Linked DNA regions of Homo sapiens: region 2 is linked to region 1. Evidence: chromatin loops called from intact Hi-C (ENCODE). Cell type or tissue: heart left ventricle. All regions are shown on one strand. Each heading gives the region's core, and the rest is flanking DNA. Links, peaks and the distances in the headings are about the cores only. Region 1 holds the start of GARIN4 (golgi associated RAB2 interactor family member 4). Region 2 has its middle 25 kb from the start of LINC02771.

Evidence for each region. Peaks named below come from ENCODE experiments on the same cell type or tissue, not always from the same donor. Only the 100,000 strongest peaks of a DNase experiment are listed, where the experiment ranks them.
Region 2: a loop joins it to region 1, with 2.4 times the contacts of the local background. A loop is called at or near these places in 11 of 110 quality-filtered maps.

Annotation. Positions count from the first base shown.
Region 1 is chr1:212,617,486-212,624,618 of GRCh38, reverse strand. It overlaps ATF3 (activating transcription factor 3), which reads right to left. Exons shown (of 4, transcript NM_001674.4): 3 at 6,385-6,492; 4 at 3,844-5,261. The coding sequence ends at 5,064. It overlaps GARIN4 (golgi associated RAB2 interactor family member 4), which reads right to left and starts at 145. Exons shown (of 1, transcript NM_153606.4): 1 at 1-145. RefSeq lists a silencer at 2,698-2,992. In heart left ventricle, for the core only: no CTCF peak of the experiment used is centred there; no DNase peak of the experiment used is centred there.
Region 2 is chr1:212,494,160-212,501,292 of GRCh38, reverse strand. No RefSeq gene overlaps it. Among named protein-coding and RNA genes, the nearest start is that of LINC02771, 25 kb to the right of the region's middle. In heart left ventricle, for the core only: no CTCF peak of the experiment used is centred there; no DNase peak of the experiment used is centred there.

The sequences.
Region 1 (7,133 bases), core at 1,007-3,506:
ATGCAGGGTGGGCTCCAGAGAGGTTTTCTTCTGGACCTAACCCCCTGACCTCCACCTCTGATTTTTTTAATTACAGTTTGTAGTCTCTCTCCCTGAGAGAGACTACAAACTGTAGTCCTAGTGACAGGAAGTGACGACCCTCTCTGCCTAAACCCCCTGTGCAGCCATATTTATCTTCTGCTTCCCTTTGTGACCTGTTGCTGTCACATACCCCTTTGTTCTCATCCCCCAGGCCAGGGCCACAATGCCCTCACTAATACTCCATTGCCCCCATAGAGGACAGCCCCACCGTGCCAGGTACTCAAGTGGGTGCCAAAATAAAAATTTTTCAAATGAGAAAATGTGTGGTTGCTTCCCCTTCCTCACCCCAAATTCAAAAGATTCAGCAACTAGGCAGAGTCTACAGGAACGCAAGATGATGGGATAAATTTGAACCATTTGAGTACACGGTTTAAATTTTTTTTTAACCTAGAATTCGCAGTCTTGGTTCTTAGCCCACTCTTCCATAAAATCTCAGTTCATGCTGACAATGGAAATCTTTAGTAATAACCTCAACCTTTAATAATAACATGAGAGATTGCTTCTTCTAGGCGCCATACTATGTATCAAACTCCATTCCAGTTTGATACTATTGCAACGCTTCTCATCTTACAGGTAAAAAAAACCTGAAGTTGTGAAACATACCTGCATTTGTAGAACTCGTAGGCAGTGGAGGTATTATTTGAATACAGGTCTTGCTGCTTTTAAAATCTTCCTTCTGAACCACTACAGAACTTACAAAAAAAGCTTGGGCAAGCCAAATAAGTTGCATAATTAATTCTGTGTGTGTGTGTGTGTGTGTGTGTGTGTATGCATGCATGTTATGGAGAATCCAGGACAACCACTTCAGAAAGGGGCTGGGCTGAGTGGGGGATTAAATTATCCAAGGGGCCACCTCTATTTCTCCTCCATCATGTTTATACCAACATCCTGTGTCAGGGAGCCCAAATATTTTCTCAAGGCCCCCAGTGTTTGCCCCGTGCCTCTTCTTACCCCCTACCCTGTGAAATGCCGGGAGAAGAGGGTAGGATGGAAAGTGTGAGCTTACATTCCAGGAGCCTATCAAAGGCCCTCCTCTACTAACCTCTCTACTATGCAGAAGTACTTTGGAAGCCATTTACATCCATGGGGAACAGGTGCTACTATACCTCCTGCCTTGCCATGCCCACAGAGCGAGCCCAGGAATAAGTAATTTCCAAGCTGTTACCTGGAAGTCCTGAAAAGGAGCACCTGCTTCCAACTCTCTTTTCTCCCAGCTTGACATCAGGCCTGAAATCCTACCTTAGAGATTCAGTTCTTGAAGATAAAGGCTAGCTGTTTCTTAACATACACACACCTGTCTATCAACTGATGAATGGATAAACAAAAAGTATAGTATCCATACAACAGAATACTATTCAGCCATAAAGAGAAATAAGGTACTATTACATAATACGCTAGGCTGACACTTGAAAACATTATGCTAAGTGAAAGAAGCCAGCCGTATTGTGCGAAAGGCCACATATTGTATGATGCTATTTACATAAAATATCCAGCGCAGGCAAGTCCATAGAAACAGAAGACAGATTAGTGGTTGCCAGAGACTGGAAGGAAGGGGAATGAAGAGTGACTCCTTAATGGGTACAGGATTTCCTTTGGGGACAGTGAAAAAGTTCTGGAACTAGATAGTAATGGTTACACTGCATTGTGAATGTACTTAATGGCACTGAATTGTACACTTCAAAATAGTTACAATGGCAAATTTTTTGTATATCTTACCACGCACACACACACAAATGTATATACTCTTGTTTGAAATCATTGCTGTTGAAAACAAGCATAGGCTTCAGCTTTGGAAAGATCCACTGTGAGACCTCGAGCAAGTTACTGAGCTCTCCACTCCCTCATCTGTAAAATGGGGGTAGCAGTTGTTGTGAGGATTAAATGGGATAATACATGTGAAGTGTTTAGTGTATTGTCCTACGCAATAAATGTTAGCTTCTGTTAGCATTAGTCCTCAACAGTCCTTTTAACCTCAGTGTAAATTCCTCCCTGAAAGCAGTGTTTGATGAGACTGTGTTAAAATCTTCTGGAGTTAGAGCCACCATGAGAACACAGGATGCTCAGTGGGCAAATGGGACCTCCTTTCAGGCAGATTCTAATTGGAAACGCTGTTCACGCCACAAAGAAACAGTACATGAACCCAACCAGAGGTTACGGGACAGGGAAGAGAGGAGAAAGCTTGATATGGGTTGGAGTGTTGAGGGTTTATTCAAAGCCCATGGGGAGAAATTAGGATACAGATGGAAAATAGTATTTTAGTTAACAGAAAGTGGAAAGATTCCATTCCAGAACTCCTGTCCTGGGCCAGAACCCTTTAAAAGCTCTTGACTCTGAAACAGGTGTCAGGCCAGCTCTCAGGGAAAGCCAAAGGGGCAGGTGGAAGGCAAGAGAGAGGAGGGAGGGTGGCTTTCCACACCCTGGCAGTGTGACATCACCACTACCAACAGGAGACAGCTCAGTGCAGACACTGCCAAACCGGGTGCTTGATATTGGTGGTGGCCCCATCTAAGTTTATTCTCTCAGATCCCCCCACCTTCCCTTTCCTCTAAATGTGAAACAAAAGAAACTAAATGCCTTGATGGTAAATGCATAGTCATCATCCTTTTTAAAATTAAAGTATCAAAACATAAACTTGGCTACATAAAACAATTTTTAATGCATTTGTGATAGACCTTCATTTACACTTACCATACACATCAAGTTTTCTTGCCATAGCCACCATCCGCCCCCAACTTCCTTCCTCTCTAATCCATTGTTGTTCCTGGCAGCTTACAAATTGTCTTGCGTTTCATAATGGCTGGTGGCTGGTGCCTCTACCCATAACTAGAAGGTAAATGCAAGGGATGTTTTCCCCTCCACCAAGAAAAGGAACATAAATTATCCCCTGAAAGAAGTGCTGAATGGTATTAACATCAGATGGCTCTTGATGGATTAGGAAAGACCCCTGATGTGCAATTCAGAGAGTAAAATGAAGACACCTGTGTCTTAAGTGATCATTTAAAGGAAACATACATGAGGTCAAAGAAGTAGGCACAGAATTCATGTGTACGAATCTGACATTTAACGAAGACATTCTTCTCTGAAGAATGGCACCAGCGGCGAGTGGCCAGTTTTTATGTCTAGCCTGTGAATGTTATAGAGAAGCACAAAAAGCAAGGGGGCCTGGCTCTCTTGCAGGCCAAAGGAATCATACGCCCTGGAAATTCCAGGAAATTCAGTGGAATGTCTTTCTTTGAATTATCACACCCATGCTGTCTAAAATGGTTCTTTCTTCCTCCGGTACCCCTTCCCATTCTTTTCTGATATGTATTTGCAACAATGAGACACACGTTTAGACATGAAACAGATGTAACTCAAGTGAGTAACTCTCTGAGACGAGTTCTGTGGCAGAATGTTAGGGGTCAAAGGTTCAAGCTGAACAACAGGTGTATGTTTTAGGTGTTTGTACATTCAGAGAAAATAATTAAGGTATCTAGCAATTCAGTTGTACATCAAAATTCTAAACACCAAACTGTTGATCTAAAGGATATATTTGGTGCCATGTTTCAGGGTTTGTCAATGAAAAATTGAGCATCAGGTGCCCAAGACTGAGGAACAGGACTGAAAGCCAACTATCCCATCTAGTGATGCCCCAAAGAGCAAAGGATGACATCTGGAGAAGTTTAAAGCTAGGCACCCCCCATAATGGGGAGGGAAAGGCAGGGAATCGCTAGGTCTCAGCAACCGACAGATTTAAATGAACAGAAACCAGCACAACACATGTTTACCATGTCTTGGTTCCAATATTTATTATTCTGACAGGTTAGGAATACTAGGATAAATAAGTAATATTTTCTCTTACAGAAAATTGTAATGATACCATTGAGTACAATTAAACACTCTGAGAATTTCACAGAAACATCAGAATTTTAATAGACAGTAGCCAGCGTCCTTGTGGCCAGTGTGAGTGACTTCTCACAGCTGCAAACACCCTGGGCCAGATTTCTTAAAACAGCTACATGACAAAAACAATGCTATTGACATCCAATAATGCTAAAGCCTGGGTACCACCCAGGCTCCACTGACTGTGGTTTCCAAACATCTCTCCACTGACTGTGGTTTTCAACCACAAGGAAAGGAAAATGGAATATTCTTTGGCTCTTCCAGCCTAGACACAACTCCTGACCTAAGACATTGAGTGGAGAGTCCTAACCCTTTGGAAGTTGAACTTTCTGCTTTCTTCCTGTGACTTTGGAACTGAGTTTGCAACAGAGGACCTGCCATCATACTGCCCATGGATTTTGTGTTAACGCTGGGAGAATTCTGTCCTCCTCTTGCTGACAAGCTCTTCTGGCCACCTGAATATCTTGAGATACTGCACGTGGTGACAGCCCCGCCCCCCAAAACTCTTAGAAACCAGATCTGAGAAAAAGCATATAAAAGTCACATCAGTGTTGTGTGACACAAACATCGGAAGAGTACATTGCCTAGTTTTCTTGCACACACAATTTCTGGACATAACAGCATATTTGCTAGAAAGCACAACCCTGGCCGTTGCACAACTTCACTAAATGCTGTTCTCACTCCACATCCCCTACGAGTGACAATGGTAGCCACGGTGAAGGAGATGGCCCCATCCCTCCCACCCGAGGTACAGACACTGCTGCCTGAATCCTAACGGTGGGCATCCTGGTTTTTTGTAGAATCCAGATGAAAGGCGGGCAGGACACCAGCTGGGGGCCATCTGGAACATAAGAATGGCCAGTGTGTTAAGGCCTAAATCCTGGAGTTGAGGCAAAGATGCACTTGCCCTGGTCCAAGACCCACTCTGGGGCAGAATGGGAAGGGCCTGCTGAATCACTGCAGGCCCTCCCGCCTTGATGGTTCTCTGCTGCTGGGATTCTAGAGGTACACAGGAAGACAGCTCTCCAATGGCTTCAGGGTTTTGGGTATAAAATGAGGATTCAATGAGGACTCCCCAGTCGCCCCCATACCACGACTGCTTAGCTCTGCAATGTTCCTTCTTTTATCTGTTGGATAAAGAGGTTTCTCTCATCTTCTGGAGTCCTCCCATTCTGAGCCCGGACAATACACGTGGGCCGATGAAGGTTGAGCATGTATATCAAATGCTGCTTCTCGTTCTTGAGCTCCTCAATCTGAGCCTTCAGTTCAGCATTCACACTTTCCAGCTTCTCCGACTCCTGGGGGACAAGCAACAGAGGCATCAAGAAAGGAGCCAAGGGCCAGTGAGGAGGGGGTGGCCTGGGCTGCTGCCTGGATGCAGGGGTGTACCTGGGACACACCGGGGCTCATCAAGCTGCGAGAGGAAGATGGGAGATGGGAGAGCAGCACTGGGTTTAGGAAAATGCAGACCCTCTTCTTCAGAGAAACCCTGGTGATGCCACAGAGGCGGCCTGTGGCTCTGCTAATACTGAAGCTGCAGTTCAGATACCTCATTTGCATGAGTCAACAGCCCATATGCAGGTCTTCTGGACCCAAAAGGGCCTTGGGAGCTGGGGAGAAATCCAGACTTATGGTGGCTTAGTCGATTCTGAGTCACAGATCTCAATGAGAAGCTCATCTCCCCAGAAAAAATGTATATAGCAACACACAAAATTCCCTAATTTTCACTGATCCCCTGAAGCAATCAACAGAACTTTTGGGGATCTGTGGGACTTGGGCTAAGACTCTGTCATGGCCTGTCCACATTTGGAGGAGGGACACAGCCACTGGAAAGACTGCTGAGCACCACCGGCCACCCTGCTTGCCCACAAAAGCTATTTCCCCTAGTGTCTCTCAGGCGGGCCGGCTGAACGCAGCCAGGGGCTCAGCTTACTGGCTAAGCCAGGGAGAAGGGCTCTAGAGTTAGGAACCAGACAAGAATGCAAAGCAAGTGTAACCACTGCTTGTGGATTAAGGAAATAACTTGTTTGAAGAGATTAATTAAAGGCTTTTCATAGTGAGCCAAATGAGAGCTGGCAGCTTCCTTTTCTCAGGAAAACAGTCAAGTGAAGCCTCTTTAACTGGGCTGGCATGTCCTGCAGCCTGGAAGCTGATGGACATGTATGAACCGGCCGAGGCTGCTGGGAGTCAGGCATCAGACGAATTCACACACCTGTTTTTATACATCCACCGTCACATCCATTGTGTTAACTGCTTTGCCACCTCCTCATTCTGCAACTGGCATTTCTGCTACCAGCTACAAGGCCCTTCTTGGGAAACTATAACCAAGTAGGGGGTTTTCTAACTCTTCTTCTGATAGCCACATGAAGCTGGTGAAGACAGGCGTGAGCGAGAGGAAGGGTAAGGCTAGAAGGCACTCACTTTCTGCAGGCACTCCGTCTTCTCCTTCTTCTTGTTTCGGCACTTTGCAGCTGCAATCTTATTTCTTTCTCGTCGCCTCTTTTTCCTTTCATCTTCTTCAGGGGCTACCTGTAAAATCCAAAAGAAACACATTTAAAGGGCAGTAAGAAATGCCACCTACCTCAAATACACTGCCTTTTACTGCCAGCAAAAGCTGGCAGACAAGGGCAATGCTAGCGCTAAAAGACCCCGAAATACTAAAGCTCTAGACTTTTGTGTGAAAACCCCTACACACACACACACACACACGCACACACACACACGTGAGTGAACAACAAAAATCAAAGTTAAAATTATACCGGCAATATATTAGTAAATTAAAAGTTAGCCAATTTTAAAAATGCATTTGGATTTTGAGATGAGGATAATATGCAAATTGATAACTATTGGTATTAACTATAATCATTTAAAGCCGAAACAGATTCTGTCTGGTAAACATCTCCTTTCTTTGAGAACCAGGAATGATCTCAGGATCATTACCTAGCCACCCACTCCCGGCCTCTTCTTCAATTCAAGACCCAAGGGCAACCCCATTCACCTCTGACTTCACCTGGAGCATCAGAGCACCAGCTTCCCAAATTTGGGAGAAGCCCATGATGCTCCTGTAGAAAAGGCACCTAAGCCCATTCCCAACCAAAGCGGCATTAATCGGCCCATGCTGGGGTGCCACCTGCAAGTGGTGAACTAGGACAGTCTTTTAGGTCAGTCCC
Region 2 (7,133 bases), core at 2,269-4,768, 120 kb after region 1:
CATGCTTTTATAACAAAGCCACTCCTGAGATAACTAAATCATTCCCATAATAAGGGCATTAACTCATGTATGATGATGGAGCCCCCATGACCTAATCAGTTCTTAAAGGCCCCACCTCTAAATACTATTGCAATGGTAATTAAGTTTCAACATGAGTTTTGGCAGGGACATTCAAACCATAGCATGCAGTAAGTATGCAATGAAAGTGACTAATTAGTGGTAGTAAGACAAGCTGGGAAGCCCTAGCTGAGCTGAAGTGTGGGCACACTGAGAAACAATTCAAGGTTCCATTTGGAATCAGGTCAGGCTCAGACCCTGGCAGGGCCAAGCTGGCACTCTCAGTCCCAGAAGCCTGCAGGCCTGACACTCCAGCTGTTTCCAGTTGCTCTGTCCATTATTAGATCCTAGAGGTCCTAAGGAAAACCCTGACTTGGGCATTATCTCTGGGCAGGCAAAGAAGAAAGGTTTTTCAAATTCTCAAGGTGCTAGGGAGAAGTGAATAGAGATATCAGTTAGAGACCACTCTGCTCCTTTTTGTTAAAAACGCTCAGAACTATATTCATGGTTAATAACCCAAGCAGTTATTCCTCTTTTGGTTTCTGTCACAAGAGAAAACCTAAGCTTCTCTTTGTCCAGGGGGAAAGCAGTGTCAGGACGAAGCCGGCTCCTGCCTCTCCAGGCCTAGTGAAGCACATCCCTCGTCCTGCCAGCCTGGGGCCCTCTCCCCTCCACAGGAGGAGCAGGGCTGCCAGCCTCCTACTCCCCGCACTTCTCATTGTGACCAGCTGTGGATGCCAGCATACCAAGGGACACCTTAAGTTAGGAGCCTGCGTCCCAGGAGCATCCCAGAGAAAAACTAGGAGGGGACCCTAAAGGCCCCCTTTGTTATAGACAAACTGAAGCCCATGCTTCCCTGGCTGATTCTTCTCTCCCTCTTTGCTGGTTTCTTCTCACCTCCTCACCTCCTCTCTGAATGTGGATGTGCCCCAGAGTTAGTGCTTGGACACACCCACACGGCCCATCTCAGCGATCTCACCCAGGACTGTGGCTTTATGTAACATGTATAGGTACATGCAGATGACTTTCAAATGTGTATGTCCAGCACAGACCCTCTCCAGAACTCCAGACTCATTCATCCAACTGCCCACTCATGGCCTCCACGGGGAGGTCTAAGAGGTATCTCCCACCTCACAGGTCCAAAACAGAGTTCCTGGTCTTTCCTCCTCCCACAATCTTCTCTACTTGAATTCATGGCATTTCCATCATTGCTCAGGCCAAAAGCCTTAGAGTGACACCTGGCCTCTGTTACTCTCATCCCCACACCCAATCTATCAGCAAAACCTTCAGGCTGCATACAGATTCTGACCACTTCTCCCCATCTCCCCCACCACCCCTGCCTAGTCTGCAATACTCTCCTTACAGGTCTCTCGGCCTCCACATTTGTGCTTCTGCAGTCGGCTGTGAACTAACTCAGCAGCCAGACCACCCTGGGAAGGCAAAAGTCAGCAGAGGTCCCTCCTTAGCTCAAAGCCCTCCAATGGTGTCCCCTTCCATTTGGAGTAAGAGCCAATGTCATCACAACAGCCCATGTTCCCTCTCGCTTTCAGCATCTAGCACTGTCTCCCTGCTCACTCTGCTCCAGCCACAGTGGCCTCAAATTCACTAGGCAACGCTCCTCCCTTGGGGCCCTTGGCATTGGTGTCTTCTCTGTTTGGGACCCTTCCTCCCGGTGTCTGTGTGGTTATCTCCCTGCACTACTGGGCATTTCACGTCTTTAGTCAAATACCACGTTTTGGCCAGGTGCAGTGGCTCACACCTGTAATCCCAGCACTTTGGGAGGCTAAGGTGGACAAATCACTTGAGATCAGAAGTTCGAGACCAACCTGGCCAACACAGCAAAAACCCCGTCTCTACTAAAAATACAAAATTTAGCCAGGTGTGATGGCGTGTGCCTGTAGTCCCAGCTACTTGGGAGGCTGAGGCAGGGAAATCACTCGGACCCGGGAGGCACAGGTTTCAGTGAGCTGAGATCACACCACTGCACTCCAGCCTGGGAGACAGAGCAACACTCCGTCTCAAAAAAAAAAAAAAAAAAAAAAAAAAAAAAAAAACCACACCTTTTGGTGGGGTCTTCTCTAACCTCCTTAATTAAAACTACACCCTTCTTCTATACCCTCCTTTTGATTTTTCTCCATGACATTTATCACAATCAAACATACTAAATGCTTACTATATTTTGTTTATTATTTGTCTCTTCTGACTTGAATGTAAGTTATAAGTTATCTGAGAGTAGAGATTATTGTCTCACACATAGCAAGTGCTCAGTAAATATTTGTCAAGTGAATGAATGAACAGAAATCAATGGCTCTGGTGTATCTGTATTGACTTTTCCCGTGAGTACAATTGCACTTAGCACATCAAGCTGGGTGCCAATGAATAGAAGGACAAAAGAAACACCTTACACCATCATGTTCAGTTGTTCCTTCGGTTGAGGGATGCTGAGGCCCAGCAAGAGGGAGGATATCCCAAAGCATCACAGCACGTTGCCTTTAGAGCTGGGACTGAGACCTAATCCCCAAGTTTCCCAGACAGGGCCTGTCCTCTGGTCCCCCTCCCGCCCACGACCACAGAAAGGTCACTGCTTTCTGGCAACAATTTTCAGTCTCCTGAGCTATAAATTTAGAATAAGGAACCTACAGAAAATAAGTAAATTAGGTATGAGGAGGCGGTATTTTTAGCTTTGCTGGTTTCCAAGTGCATGCATCTATACAAAGCTCGGTAAGTATGGCTATATATAGGCATACTTATCAGAAAGCCAGTTGAGTGAGTGGTGGGTCAGCTTTTCTGGGGGTGGCTGAGTGAGCCTGTTGCAACACAGATGGTTTTGAGCCAGAGTGGCTAATTCCAAGGAACTGGCGCTGCTTGAGTCATCTGGAAGCTCCACACCTCGCTTCAGGAGTTCAGAAAGAGTGGGAGGAGTTAGATCCTCTTTTTCCTTCTCAATCAGCCAGAAGCACCAATGAAACCCCAAGGTCCACCCAGCTAGTAACTGAAAAAAGCTTTTATGGTCAAAATCTCCCTAGTGCTCAATTGTTCTCTCCTTGGGGGCAGATGGGGATTCTGAAGCGGGGGCCTGAGCAGAAACCTGGAGCTTCTGCATCCCTGATGGACCCGACAAGCCTCTCTGGGCTTTGGTTCTTTTGGCTACCAGGACATTTCTCAGATTTCAGACCAAGCCTGGGTGAGCATGGAGCACTACCTTCAGCCAGGCACTCTGTCCGCATATGTAAACTCGTTTTGTACAACTCGACTACGGAGATACTTTTATTACTTTTATTATTGTCCCCATTTTACAGTTGGAGAAAGCAAAGCAAGGAGTAGATAAGTAACATGCCCACATCTCACAGCACAAGCGCAGACCCAAGCAGTCTAGCTCCACAGCGGCTGCCTGGAACTATCAGCTTATGCTAATAGTTCCCCCTGACTGCAGGGCACGCAACCTGAGTCAAAGTCCAAACTATATGCAGCCTTCATTCCTTCAGCAAGTATTTACTGAGCATTTACTATATGTAGGGCATTTCTGAAGCTCTGAAGTTCATGGCTGGATCCAGGGTTGGATGCTGCAAACCTTTGGCTGGACACTGAGCTAAGTAATGCATGTGGAACAATCCCATTGGCTGCTTGTGGAAACTGAGTGAGGGCAGGGCTAGTTCCTCTCATTTGGGGCAGCCTGAGAGAGGTATCCTGACCCATGCAGTAGAAATAGAGGCTAGATCCCCCTGTGCAGAGCAAAAGCACCAAGCACTGAGGTTGGAGGAGACTTCTGTCCTCATGTAGCTTATGTTGGATATAGTGTGGGGACACAGGAAATGAACACAAACAAGTAAACAATATACTTCAAAATGGTTATAAAGGCTGTAAATTAAATGTAACATGGAAATGAGACTGTTATGGGTTGAACTATGTTTCCACAAAAAAACTAGGGGTTCTGCATGAATCCCTAGTACACTTATTTGGAGATAGGTTTTGTTGTTGTTGTTGTTGTTGTTGTTGTTGTTGAGACAAAGTCTCGCTCTGTCGCCCAGGCTGGAGTGCAGTGGCATGAAAAGATAGGGTTTTTACAGAGGTAATCTAATTAAAATGAAGTCAGTAGGGTGGGCCCTAATCCAATATGACTGGTGTCCTTATAAAACAGAAATTTGGAGACAGACATGTACACAAGAAGAATGCATGTGAAGATAAAGGTGGAGACTGAAGCGATGTTTCTACAAGCCAAGGAACACCAGAGATCGCCAGCAAACCATCAGGAGCCAGGAGAGAGGGCTGGGGCAGATTCTCCCCCACAGCTCCCAGAGGGAACCAACCCTGACCTTGGACTTGTAGTCTCCAGAATTGTGACACAGTTCAGTTCTGTTGCTTTTAAGTAACTCAGTTAGTGGCACTTTGTTACAGCAGCCACTGCAAACTAATATAGGGACAAAGAGTGTTAGGGGAAGAGCAGGATTTTGGCTACCAGATCGGGTAAGGTCTATCTGAGGAGGTGACACTGGGGCTGAGACCTGAATATTGGGAAGGAGATGGTTGTGGGAAAAGCCGGGGAAAATCCACATCCTAGAGATGGAAACAAACCTGCCATATCTGCAGCAAAGCTGAAAGGTGTGTGTCTGGAGCCAGGTGAGGGAGGGTGGACAGGTTCAAGCTGAGGGCAGAAGGAAGGCAGGGCCCCAGAGCAGGTAGGGACTTTCATAGTACATGCTGGGAAACCAATGCGGGGAATGGTTTTAGGCAAAGAGTGATGTGAGACCCTACTTTCCCCTTGAAAAGATCCCTCTGGCTGCCCCAAGTGGACTTGAAGGTGAGGCAGGGGAAAGTCGGCTAGGAAGGTGAGGCTCAGGTTCAGCTGCAAAGTGATGGAGGCTCAGATGAGGGGTCTGGCGGAGGAGCAGGGAAGTGATCTGGTTGGTGATAAACTCTGGAGGCAGAACTCCAACAGGACTTGCTGGTGGACCCACCGTGGGATGAGACAAAAAGAGAGTCAACTGTGACCCTTACGATTTTGTCTGAGCAACAGAGTGGACAGCGCTGCTTTTTACTGTGGGATAATGAAGGGGTAGAGTGGAGAGTTGTTCTGAAGAGGGACAGCCAGCCTCCATCCAAACGTGACTTCTAAAATGAGGCCAAACTGAAGATTGAAGAAACAGAGTCCCTGTCCTGGAACTCAAAGCCTGAGGGACACAGATGTGTAAACAATAGCAATGCAACGTGTGAAGTAGCTGGTGACACAGCTGTGGGAGTGATTCTGGGGAAGTTGGACAGAAGAGGTTTTTGTTTTGTTTTGTCAAAAACCATTTCTAAGTTACATAAGTGCTGCAAAAATAGTACAAAAAATTCCCGATACCCTTCACCCACTTTCCCCAAATGTTAACATCTTACATGTTTACAGTGCATCATCAAAACCAGGAAATTGACATAACTACAAACCTGATTCAAATTTTGTCAATTGCCCCACAAATGTCCTTATCTGACCAGGAGCCGATCCAGGATCACATAGAGCATTTGTTGCCAAGCTTCCTTGTTTCCTCTAGTCTGGGATAGTTCCTCAGCTTACACTTACACTTTCATGACCTTCAAACATTTGAAGAATACTAGACACTTATTTTGTAGGATGTCCTTCAATTTGGGTTTAGCTGGTATTTCCTCAGGTTGTGAATTATTTATTTATTATTTATGTTTTTCTTTACTTATTTATTTACTTATTTATTTTGAGACAGGGTCTCACTCTGTCACCCCGGCTGCAGTGCAGTGGCACGATCTTGGCTCACTGCAACGTCCGCCTCCCAGGTTCAGGTGATCCTCCCACTTCAGCCTCCTGAGCAGCTGGGACTACAGGCACACTCCACAGCACGCTACGGCTAATTTTTAAATTATTTATAGAGACAAGGTCTCCCTATGTTGCCCAGGCTGATCTCAAACTTCTGGACTCAAACGATCCTCCTGCCTCAGCCTCCCAAAGTGCTGATATTACAGGCATGAGCCACCACGCTCAGCCAAATTTTTTAAGAGCACCACATAAGTTTATGTTGTGCCTTTCTTGGTACATTATATCAGATGGTACATGAGGTTGATATGTTCTATTATTTATTATGTTAACTCTGATCACCTGGTTAAGGTGGAGTCTGCCACATTTTTCCTACTATAAAGTGACTACTTTTCTCTTTGCAATTACTAACCATCTTATGGGAAGGCGCTTTGAGATAATGTAAGCATCTTGTTTCTCTACATTTTCGCTCATGAGTGTTTGTTTCCATTGATGATTCTTGCTTAACACAACTATAATGGTAAGTGTTTGCCAAGTGTTTTCTATTTCCATCATGCCTTCTAATTCCTACTAATTATAATGCTGCTTTAAGGAAGAACTCTCCCTTCTTGCCTGTTTATTTGCTTATTCGAATATTTACCTCTATTGGTATAGACTCATTACTTCTTGTTTTATCCTTAAATGCTGTAAGTTATAATCTATTGTGATCATTATTTATTTTGTGGCTCCAACTATCTCATTTTCGGCCATCAGCAGCCCCTTCAAGTTAGCTCGTGGGTTCAAGAGGAAAGTTTTGAGCAGGGTCATGAACAAGGCATGGGGGCTTGATAGAGAAGAGGGAGAGGAAAGGCTTCCAGGCCTGAGGGAGCCTTGAGGACATAGCTAGCACCCTCTGAGGATGTTGGCTGTCCTCTGAGCTGGCTGGTCCTCACTATGAGGGCCAGGAGGATGCAGCCACACACCTTGCTCAGATGGACAGACCTCCACAGAACGCCATGTCCGTGTGGGCTTCGCCGCCAGCAGGACTTCCTCAAGGATCTTCTGGAGCTGCAGCCATGAATTCCCAGCACTCAGGGTGTTAGTGCATCCACCTGGGTTTGCTCATGAGAAGCCCTCCACCATGTCCATGAACCCCTCCCGCCACCTCCTGCCTGCCATTGCTTTGCCAGACTGGATATCATCCAGGGCTGTGGTGTCCCCACTGCTCTGCCTGTGTCTGAAGGGTGTTTCCTGGACTTCTCTGCCTGAAGAACTTGTACCAGGGGAGGCTCTCAGAGCTATGGAGTGGCAGAACCATGTGTCCTACAGATTATTT